Linked DNA regions of Homo sapiens: region 2 is linked to region 1. The links are chromatin loops, found by intact Hi-C in ENCODE. Cell type or tissue: spleen. All regions are shown on one strand. Links, peaks and the distances in the headings refer to the core of each region. The heading gives the core; the rest is flanking DNA.

Region 1 (5,000 bases), core at 1,634-4,133:
GTCAAGAAAAGACCTCAGGTTTCATGTACTTATTTTTCCTTCTTGAGACATGATAGTCTTTGATGCCAAGACCTGTGGAATTTGGAGCATCTCTGGAGAGCATCCCATTTTAAAAACTTACTCAATCAGTAAACACACGCGCTTCCTTGTGTCCAGGATAAACAGCAAACAGACAAATGTAGAGCCTGCACTCACCAAGCTTTCAGGCTAGCTGAAACTGCTAGATTGGTTGACAGAGTTCACCTAACTTGAGTAATTGGTATGGCAGGTCCTGGTTTTTGAACTAACCTCAGCCCTGGGGAAGCCCATTTGCATGCTTTTGAGGCAGGCAGAACTGAGTTCAAGTCCAACCTCCATCTCTAACTGGCTGTGTGTCCCTGAACCATGTTGTTGACTTCTCAAAGTCTAATATTCCTTAGGCCCTGGCAATGGCTCACACATATAATCTCAGACCTTTTGGAAGACCAAGGCAGGAGGATTGCTTGAGGCCAAGAGTTCGAGACCAAGCCTGGGCAACATAGTAAGACCCCATCTCTAAAAAAATAAAAATAAAAAATAAATTAGCCACGTGTGGTGGCATGTGCCCATAGTTCTAGCTATTCTAGAGGATGAGAGGGGAGAATCACTTGAACTCAGGAGTTTAAGGATGCAGCAAGCCATGATCATGCCATTACAATCCAGCCTATATAACGGAGAGAGACCCTGTATTAAAAATAATAATAACAATAATAATAATAATAATATCCATCTCAAGTAGTTATTGTAAAGATAAAATGAAAAAATACACGTCAGGCACTTAGCACAGAGCCTGATACAATATGTGTGCAAAAAGGGAAGAGTTCTTATTAGTAAATTACCCCAACCCGCTCATATTACAGTCAAAAAATGGAAGTCAGGGGTTCTATTGCATCTCTCAAATGACAAGCCTGTATCAACACTATGTCTTCTCCACAGATAGAAAGAACCATGGAATTTCTCCCCACTAACTACAGAACTGTCTTTACAACCACCATCTTTAATTTGGTTCTCTGTGGTCTCAAGAGTATTTTTCACACTTTACATTTCCTGTAGACATTATAAATCATATTTCCTCAATTATAACAGAAGCTCCTAAATCCCTCATGGCACCTAACCCAGTGCTGAGAAGACTGCAGGTACTTCATAAATATTTGTTAAATGAGTTATTGTAAATAAGTCAGTATCTGTAGACTGTGGGAACGAATATTAGTGAACATTCCTGTAATTGCACAAAAGAGGAAGTATATTCTAGATGAAGAGATCTCACTTTATCAATAATATTTAGAGTTAGCATTTTGAGTATACTATACGAAACACCTCATGTATGTTATTCCATTTATTTCCACAATACCCCTACAACATGTGATCAGTTCCTACACAGATTTTACAGAAGAAGAAACCAAGTGTGTTGTAGTGCTAGGGTCTCAAACTTCCTGTTTATACCCACATAAGCACAGGTGTCAAGTTCACTAGAGATACGGGAAGAAAACATTACTTTGTAAATTCATAGTAACACAAACAAATTATGAAGTAGAATGCAAAATTCACTAGAATTTTTAAGGAATAAAAAGTATTCCAAAGAATCTTTGTGCTTAAAGAGCCACTTCTCCAGCTCCTGGCCCCTGGCCCCCACCTTGGGATTTTAAGTATATTTTCTGCTGAGGGTTATTGTTTTGAGAAGCCTTCAGATTTTCTATGGTTCAGATAATATGAGCAAGCTTCCAATGTGTTTCAAAAGCTTGAAGGAGTTTATAAATCCTATTGAGAAAGTGGATTTCAGCTTACCAGATACTGTTTATACATACATAATATTAATTAAGTCTTGAATGCAGTGATAACCTAAGCTGTACAGAATTGTCTTCCTCTACAGATTTCTGAAAGCATGGTGCTTCCAAAACATACTTATTATTCTATTGTAAATTACAGGATCAGTGAAGCTTAAGATCTGATCTGTTTTTGTTTGTTTGTGTGATTGATGTTTTTGAGGTGAAAATGTTCATCCCTTCAGCCAAAGAATATTGGCTTTAGATCTCAAGTTTTAAGGCTTTTTTCATAATGAAAGCCTTTGAAATGTTAATGAGACTATATGTAAAATGCATTTTAACACTTGCTGATCCAAAGTATTTGTTTCCATGCACATTGGCATGAGGGTAAACTCAGAATTTATTGGTGATCTTGCACCTGCATTCCTATTTTAGGGCCCATTTATATCTATTTCTACAAAATCTTTTGTTTGGTATGAATGCCCAAGTTCTGCTTAATCAAAAAGAACAATGGCCCTTAATTGTCACCAGTCTCACAAATGATCCATGAAGAAAAGTTAGATCTGTTGGACTGTGTCATCACTGAGGGCCTAATGACCCCTTTACTAGCTGCTTTTCAAGTCTGGGCCTTCAGACTTTTTTTATTATTATTATTATCAGTTTGATGAGACAGGGTCTTACATTGTTGTCCAGGCAGGTCTTGAACTCCTGAGTCAAGCAATCCTCCTGCCTCAGCCTCCGAAAGTGCTAAGATAACATGTGTGAGCCACTGCGCCTGGCAACAGAATTAATTTTTTTAATTTTAGTTTGCAAGAAGAACATACCTCATTTCATCTTCCTACTTGAATTGTTTTCTCATGCTGCAGATGTTAGTCCCATCCATATATTGAATTATAATGGCAAACAAATAACATAACCAATCAAAGGTGTGGATCCTAAACAGTCTTAAGTGACCCCTGTAGAAAAGGAACTTCCATCCTTCTTTAGATATTCCCTTTAAGTAATAGATTAATTCATTCATTGAATTCTTCACTCAGCAGGCATATTGCATACCCCTTGTGTACCAAGCAGGCACTAGGTGCCATGGACACAAAGAACTACATAGTGCAGTTCACACCGTAGTCCCGAGAATGACTGGAGATGCTCGCAGGAAACAGATAGGTAACATTAATGTGCCAAATGGGGCAGGGGGAAACCATGGCACACTGGGCACCTGACTCCATCTAAAGAGGGCAGTGGCTTCTTGGCTTCAGCCGTTTGTCACCATGTAGGAAGGTTGACCAACTGTGACCAGAAATTCCAGTACTTTAAGAGATGCCAGAGAGCCAGCTTTCAAATGGAATCTTCTAATTTTTAAATGTGGGCAATTAATTTGTAAACGTAATGTGTGGACCAAACAAGACATATGTACTCTGGCTGAAAATGAGAGTGAGCCACCTTTTTGTGACCTTTGGTCCCACTGGGTGTCCTGAGACATCCTTCAGCAATCTGTTGTCTACATTGAGATGAAACTTCCCTTCACTTTCACCATCCAGACAAGTTTTTCACTAGCTCCTCTGTATTCAGAAAGACTATTAGGCACAGATCTGTCTGCCCAGCCACATGGTATTGTAAATGGGGGCTAGGGGGAGCCCCAGTTAAAGAATCAAAGCATGATTAGCATAGTTTGGCAGATGATAAAGCTGTATGAGTTATAGACTAATTATTTTATTAACATCTCAACATTGATATCAGCATAAAAAGATGATGTCTTAGGGCCAGGTGATGGCTCACACCTGTAATCCCAACACTTTGGGAGGCCGAGGCAGGCAGATCACGAGGTCAGGAGATCAAGACCACCATGGCTAACATGGTGAAACCCCGTCTCTACTAAGTATACAAAAAATTAGCCAGGCATGGTGGCGGGCGCCTGTAGTCCCAGCTACCCAGGAGGCTGACGCAGGAGAATGGTGTGAACCCGGGAGGCGGAGCTTGCAGTGAGCCGAGATCATGCCACGGCACTCCAGCCTGGACGAAAGAGCGAGACTCTGTCTCAAAACAAAAGAAGATAATGCCTTTCAGTCTGTCTAAAGAATGGTTTATGATTTGCAGGGAATCTTAACTCTTGATGGATTCTGTACTTCTTTTTGGGCTTTTGCAGTGACTATCTTTTGATATTTTGAGTAATAAGAACTCTTAAAATCAGAAATCATATTGTTTGGACCTGCACGTATGCTGTGAATCTGGTCTAATAAAGCAGTTGATCCTTGTTCAGCCAAGCATAGAATGTGAGTCCGACATGCATGTCATCTTAGATGAATACCTTTTTTCTTACACCTCAAAATGCTTGTCCTAAAGAAATGAAGGCAATTCATATGAGTCGAATTAGAGAGCCAGAAGTCTATCTATTGAAAGATCCAGCTGCATATTTAAATCTCATCCTGTGTGTCTGTATTGATTGCTACTGAGCGCCATAATCTTTTGGGAAACACGTGTATACACACACAGACACAAACCAACTGATAGGCTACTACATCTATTTGAACCTTTAGTTCATCTGAAGATGTGTGAAAATGTTGGAGCCAGAGTACTCCCCAGTGTCTTCTCTACGTGTGCAGGTGCTAAAAAATTCACACGAATCTAGTTCTAGCTGGCCTCACTCACTCTTGAAATTTTTCCACTGGGGACACTTATAGAAAGACCTAAGACACTCTGGGGTAGAACTTCTGTTTTTTTGCTGAATGGAAACATATCTGCAGAGTATCAAAAGCAGAGACATTTTTGGCTCACAAAAAAACTAATAAAGTTAGATTTTTATGTCAGATTCCAGTAACACAGCTAGTCACCCTAAGTGAGTATGTGTTAAAGTTCAAGAGGGCTGCTGCTGTTAAAGTTGAATAGTGCAGCACATATAGAATGATTTCTGCTTAGTAGACTTCCTGTCTTGGCGGTATCACTCAGAGAGGATTTTAATAAGTGTTGTTTTTCAGAGATCGTTGTTCGGAGTAACAAATTTCAAAAGTCTAAATTCCGTAAGTGAGGTCAGACACCAGTGGAGAAAATGTAGAGTGGGAGTGTACAGTGAATCAGAAGGGACTGTGTTTGGCTTGGGGATTGGTGGAGGAGGACAGGAGGAACTGGGTTGTTGGTAATAGGCACAGAGGGTGAACCCGCCTCCATGACCAACTCAGAAAACACAGTCGTGGTCCAACAAAGCAATCAGTCTGTGGAGTGAGAACT
Region 2 (5,000 bases), core at 1,610-4,109, 150 kb before region 1:
GGAATCTTCTTAGAATGACAGTTGTTTGAGGTGATTACTGAAAGGATTTGGATAAGATTTCAGTGTTATTGGGAATATAAGGATGGGGGAAGGGTGCTGTGAGTGAATTCCAGGGCCAATTTGTTGACTTTACATCAGCACTCTTATAGTACTCCTGCTTCTGAGGAGTTGAACCCAGCTAGGAGTCTTCTGAGCATTGGTGGGCTGCAGTGTTCAATAATGGAACCTAAAGGATATATAGATACCTGCAGTAATTACATGTGGTGCCAAGTGCTGAACTGACTATGACACAAAGCAAAAAATAAATCTTGGAAGCAGTATAACCAGTGTGTTCCTGGATAGCATCCAGCTCACTTAGAATGCTCAGAAAGGCCTCCTGCATTATGGAAATGCCACTGAAGGTTGACACTTTCACAGTAATGTAAATAATGAGAGGTGCACCCCAGATTGTGGTCCCAAGCAGCCAGCCATCTGTGGGACACTGCACAGTGCACCTAGCCGAGTTGAGTAAAGGTGTAAACACACTGTTATATAGAACCCTCATTCTGATTCTGTGGAACGGAGTCCCATGGTCTGTAAAGCTAGGACCAATGGGAATGTTTGAGGAATACAGATTTTGGGTCAATAGATGGAAAGTTGCCCCATTATGGATTGTGCTATTTCAGGAGGTAATAGGCCCCCATCACTAAACATATATAAGCATCGCCTATACCAGGCAATATCTTATTTAATTATATACATTCTCTCCTTTATTCTCAAAACAGTGCTATGAAGTACATGCTCCTATTACTCCAGTTTTACTGAAGAGCAAAACTGAAGCCTAGAAAGGTTGAGTAGCTAGTAATTTGTAGAGCTGGTATAAAGCCCAGGCAGTTTGCGGGCAGAAACTGCATATGCACTGAGATGAAGAAAGGATGCAAACATTAGGTGGCCATATGGATTTTCAAGATTCCTTCCTAACACTAGGATTAATACTTTAATTCACCTTAGGGATCAAGATGCTAGCTGTTGCAAAGTACTAGTTCATTATCAGCACCCAGTTCCTAGAGATTCAGAACAAAGTGAATACAGTCATCATCATCATAGTTATCACTTATTGATCATTTTATTTAAACCTCAAAGGAATCTTGGAAGGTAAGGATTATACACCCTTATTGGACAGTGAAACTGAAGCTCAGGGAAGTTACATAACTTGATTGAGTCTGCAGAGTTGATAAGTGGCAGATGAATCTGGTGTCTGACACCCAGGCCCTGCTTTTTCTTATACCACCCTGTGAGGTAACACATGGTGACACTGAAAATATTTACCTATCGGTCTGCACAGAAACCAACAAGTCAGAGCTGTCAGCAACGCCTGTGGCTCTGCAGGTGATGAGTATCACCTGAAGTGATATTTAGGAGCAGTTTGAAGGTGTGTGAAAGGCTTGGTAATCTACCAAGACCACAGATCTGGAGCTCTAGTGACTTCTTCCCATGCTCAGCATTTATTTTATTTTATACATGATAAGTAGTACTATTAAAGAGAGAGAAAGCCTTCACGGATAACTATTATTACATTTATATTTCTAATTAAGGAAAAATGTTTTGCAGTGGTAATCTGTGTCCCTTATAAATGGCAGGCTCTCTTCCCACTCCTTGTCTTCCTTTCCCTTATTCCAGTCTGATGCTAATCCCTCTTGCTTCCTCAGGGACCTTGCTTCATTGTCTTTTCTTCAGGGTCTCAATGATCCTTTTCTTTCAACATATAAACATGCATAAGTCTTTCATATTCTTTATGAAAACAGAAAACGATGAACGCTTTTGGTCGCTTCTCTCTAGGTTTGGGTGTGTTTCATCTTATTCCTGGTCTTAGCAGGCAGCTCCTTGAAGTACAGGTCCTCGTACACATCCCGCACCTCGCCATCTTCCTTTCATCTTCAACCCCCTGCACTCCTGTCCTCTCCTAATGACCACCAGGTCCATTATCTAGGATTCTCTTTCATTTCTTGAACTTTGCACAACATTTGGTGTTCTTGACCACTCTCTGCTCCTTAAAATGTTGCCCACCTGTTTTCTGAGTTATCCATTTCTCCTCATTTTCTTTCTTGTCCAGCTGCTCTATATTTGGACTTCTCTTTACTGTCCTCCCTTCCTCTCAAACCTTAGCCTCCCCTACAGTTCAGCCCTCAGCCCTCTGCTCATTCTGCACGTTTGCCCTGTGGCAGCTCATCTTCTGTTTTCTTCTACTACCACCTATATGCCATTGATTCCATTGTAAATCTGCATCTCCAGCCTTGAAATCTTATCTGACATGTGTTCCAAATGTCTTTAACTCGACAAGTTCAAAACATCACTTCCCCAACTTCAATCCAGCATACTCCTTCTGTGTTTTCTATCTCAATGAATGAAACCTGCTTCACCAAGTTTAAAACCCAGGACAACTTCTTTGCCTTCTTCAACCTCTACATTTTATATAGAGACTGTCTTTTCAGACTCTCTTGAATCTGCTCTTTCCTCCCTGTATCATAACCTTCATTACTGCCGTGGTTCGGGCCCTCATCCCTTCTCTTGAGGATTATTGCAGTAGCCTCGCAACTGGTCTCTCTGGCTTCTGCCTGGCCTGTCTCCAATTTGTTCCTCATACTGCTGCCTTTCTAAAAGGCAAATCTGATTACAACTCTCCACTGCTTAAAATCCTTCAGAGGAGTTTCTGCATCTTCAGGTTAAAATGTAAGCTCCCTGGCATGGCACGAAAGCTTCTTTGTGATCTGGGCCTTCCCTTCAGGTGTGTGTCAGTCTCCTCTAATGATCCTGGTCCCCACTGTCTGCCCCTGCCCGTAGCATCTCCACTAAAGGAAAGAAATGATAGGAGGGATGGGAATAGAGGCGAGATGATAGACCTGCTGTTCAGTACTGTAGCCACTAGCTACATGTGGCTGTTGGGCACTGGAAATACAGCTAGTCCAAGTTGAGATGTGCGTAAGTGTAAAATACACCATGCTTTGAGACTATATAAAAAAATGTAAAATTTCTTATTTAACAAATTGTAATATTGGTTACATGTTGAAACAGCAATAGTTTTGATATAGTAGGTTAAACAAAATATATTACTAAAATTAATTTCACATATTTCTTTTTATTTTTAAAAATGTGATTACTTAGTGGACGTTACCATGCGACATAAAGAAATAATAAAATAAAATGTGATTACTAGAAAATTAAACATCACCTGTGTGCTCACATTATAGTTCTGTTGGACAGCATTGTTAGGGAACATCTCATTCCCAGGAGATGCATCCTGTACGAGCCAAGCCCACGAGCTTTTTGAATGATTAAGTCAGCCCTATTGGCATAGAGAAGTAGCAGTTGCTCAGTTTTTTCAGTCCAGAGGTATGAAATGTTTGGATAAGATTCAGAATTGGAGAGACAGCTTCTGAACGCTATAGCCAGGAGTTACATGTACAATGGGCATAGTGTGGAAAGCACTATTAAAGCACATCTGTCTCAGCAGGCCCACCCAGCCATCATCAGAAGTGGGAGGCAGGAATTCTCGTGGTATGGTAGAGGAAGGATTTGAGGTAGACAGGAGGAACAAGGGAAGGGAAAGTGGAATCACATTCCCTGGAAGCCTCCTATTTGTGAGGCACCAGCTGAAACCCTGAGAGCCAGGTCTCTGAGATTCCCCATCCTGCCGTTGATTCTTCCTAGTGGGCTAAGTCCCAACTCCCCTACTGTCTGGCTGTAGGATCCTGAACAAATTAATGAATCAACGAATCTGGAGTCCGAATATTATGCACACCATACAGTCATAATGTGTCAAACAAAATGATGTGACCCACACTGATAAGGGCTCTACAGAAGTTAGTTATGCCTTAAGACACTGAGGGCAGTAATCTGTGGATGAGTTGGCCTGAAGGGCTTTGAGGGAAGGGCATACGGACTGTCAGAAAGACCTGGAAGATAGCACCTGTTGCCTTAAGAGATATGCAGAGCTTCTGGCTAACACGGTGAAACCCCGTCTCACCAAAAATCCAAAAAAAAAAAAAAAAAAAAGAGCCTGGCATGGTGGTGGGCACCTGCAGTCCCAGCTACTCGGGAGGCTGAGGCAGGAGAATGGCGTGAACCTGGGAGGCAGAGCTTGCAGTGAGGGGAGATCGTGCCACTGCACTCCAGCCTGGGAGACAGTGTGAGACTCCATCTCAAAAAAAAAAAAAAAAAAAAAGAGATATGCAGAGCTTTATGTGTTCACGATGGAAAAGCCAACCTGTGATAGGAAACCAGATCTTACCAGGTTGGATCAGGAAGGGGAACCCTCCTGGAAGAGGTGATGGGAAGAAACTGTGACTATAAAGAGAACAGTCCAGTGGGATTAGATTCCAGTGAAATCTGATAGGCAGTGTGACTCAGTGTCTTCTCTAGTGGTGGTTTGCCTGCTGTAGTCTGTTGGACTCTTAAATTCTGAGAACTTCCTCTCTTGGTTTCAACCTGGGCGGCTGTTTTTATTTGCTTCATGAGTAGGCATTTTGTATAAGATTTTGTTAGGGGCAAAGGTTCTTGTGCTAAAAACAGAAGTTTGAAAGTCCTACATTATAGAAAATGGCCTGAGAGGAGTGGTAACTACCTTGATGTGATTATTTCTCCCTCATTCGCAGGATCTAGGACCAGTTTAGGCCCTTTCCAGAGGGCATACAGCTTCCTTTCATCTGAGGCTTAGCGACTTCGCGGACCAACCATGCAGTTTGCCTTGTCCAGGTAGTTTAGCCAGGTAGCCATAACTCAGTCTTGTTCTTGGGTAAACAAGTTTTCACTTTTGTACTGGGTTCCACCTTGTCTCCTGCATTCCCAAGTCCTGGATTTGTGTTCTTGTGGAGGGACCCCAAGTTGTCTTAGTTAAGGATCCTGTCATGTTTCTCCAAGCCTTCTTGGGACAGTAGTGTCCCTAGGGTTGGGCCACTGCTACTCCCTTCTAGGCCTCTTTAGTACTGAGAACTACCAGCAAGGGTCAGGAAACTTGATAGATA

Evidence for each region. Peaks named below come from ENCODE experiments on the same cell type or tissue, not always from the same donor. Only the 100,000 strongest peaks of a DNase experiment are listed, where the experiment ranks them.
Region 2: it touches region 1 in a loop (3-fold over the local background); 56 of 110 quality-filtered maps call a loop at or near these places.

What each region holds. Positions count from the first base shown.
Region 1 is chr2:200,462,217-200,467,216 of GRCh38, forward strand. The region is part of intron 9 of SPATS2L (spermatogenesis associated serine rich 2 like); the gene reads left to right. The region is part of intron 2 of LOC101927741 (a long non-coding RNA gene); the gene reads right to left. Among named protein-coding and RNA genes, the nearest start is that of KCTD18, 45 kb to the right of the region's middle. In spleen, for the core only: no CTCF peak of the experiment used is centred there; no DNase peak of the experiment used is centred there; H3K27ac peaks cover 1,705 bases.
Region 2 is chr2:200,311,845-200,316,844 of GRCh38, forward strand. All of the region lies in intron 1 of SPATS2L (spermatogenesis associated serine rich 2 like), which reads left to right. Among named protein-coding and RNA genes, the nearest start is that of SPATS2L, 7.7 kb to the left of the region's middle. RefSeq lists an enhancer at 422-922. In spleen, for the core only: no CTCF peak of the experiment used is centred there; no DNase peak of the experiment used is centred there.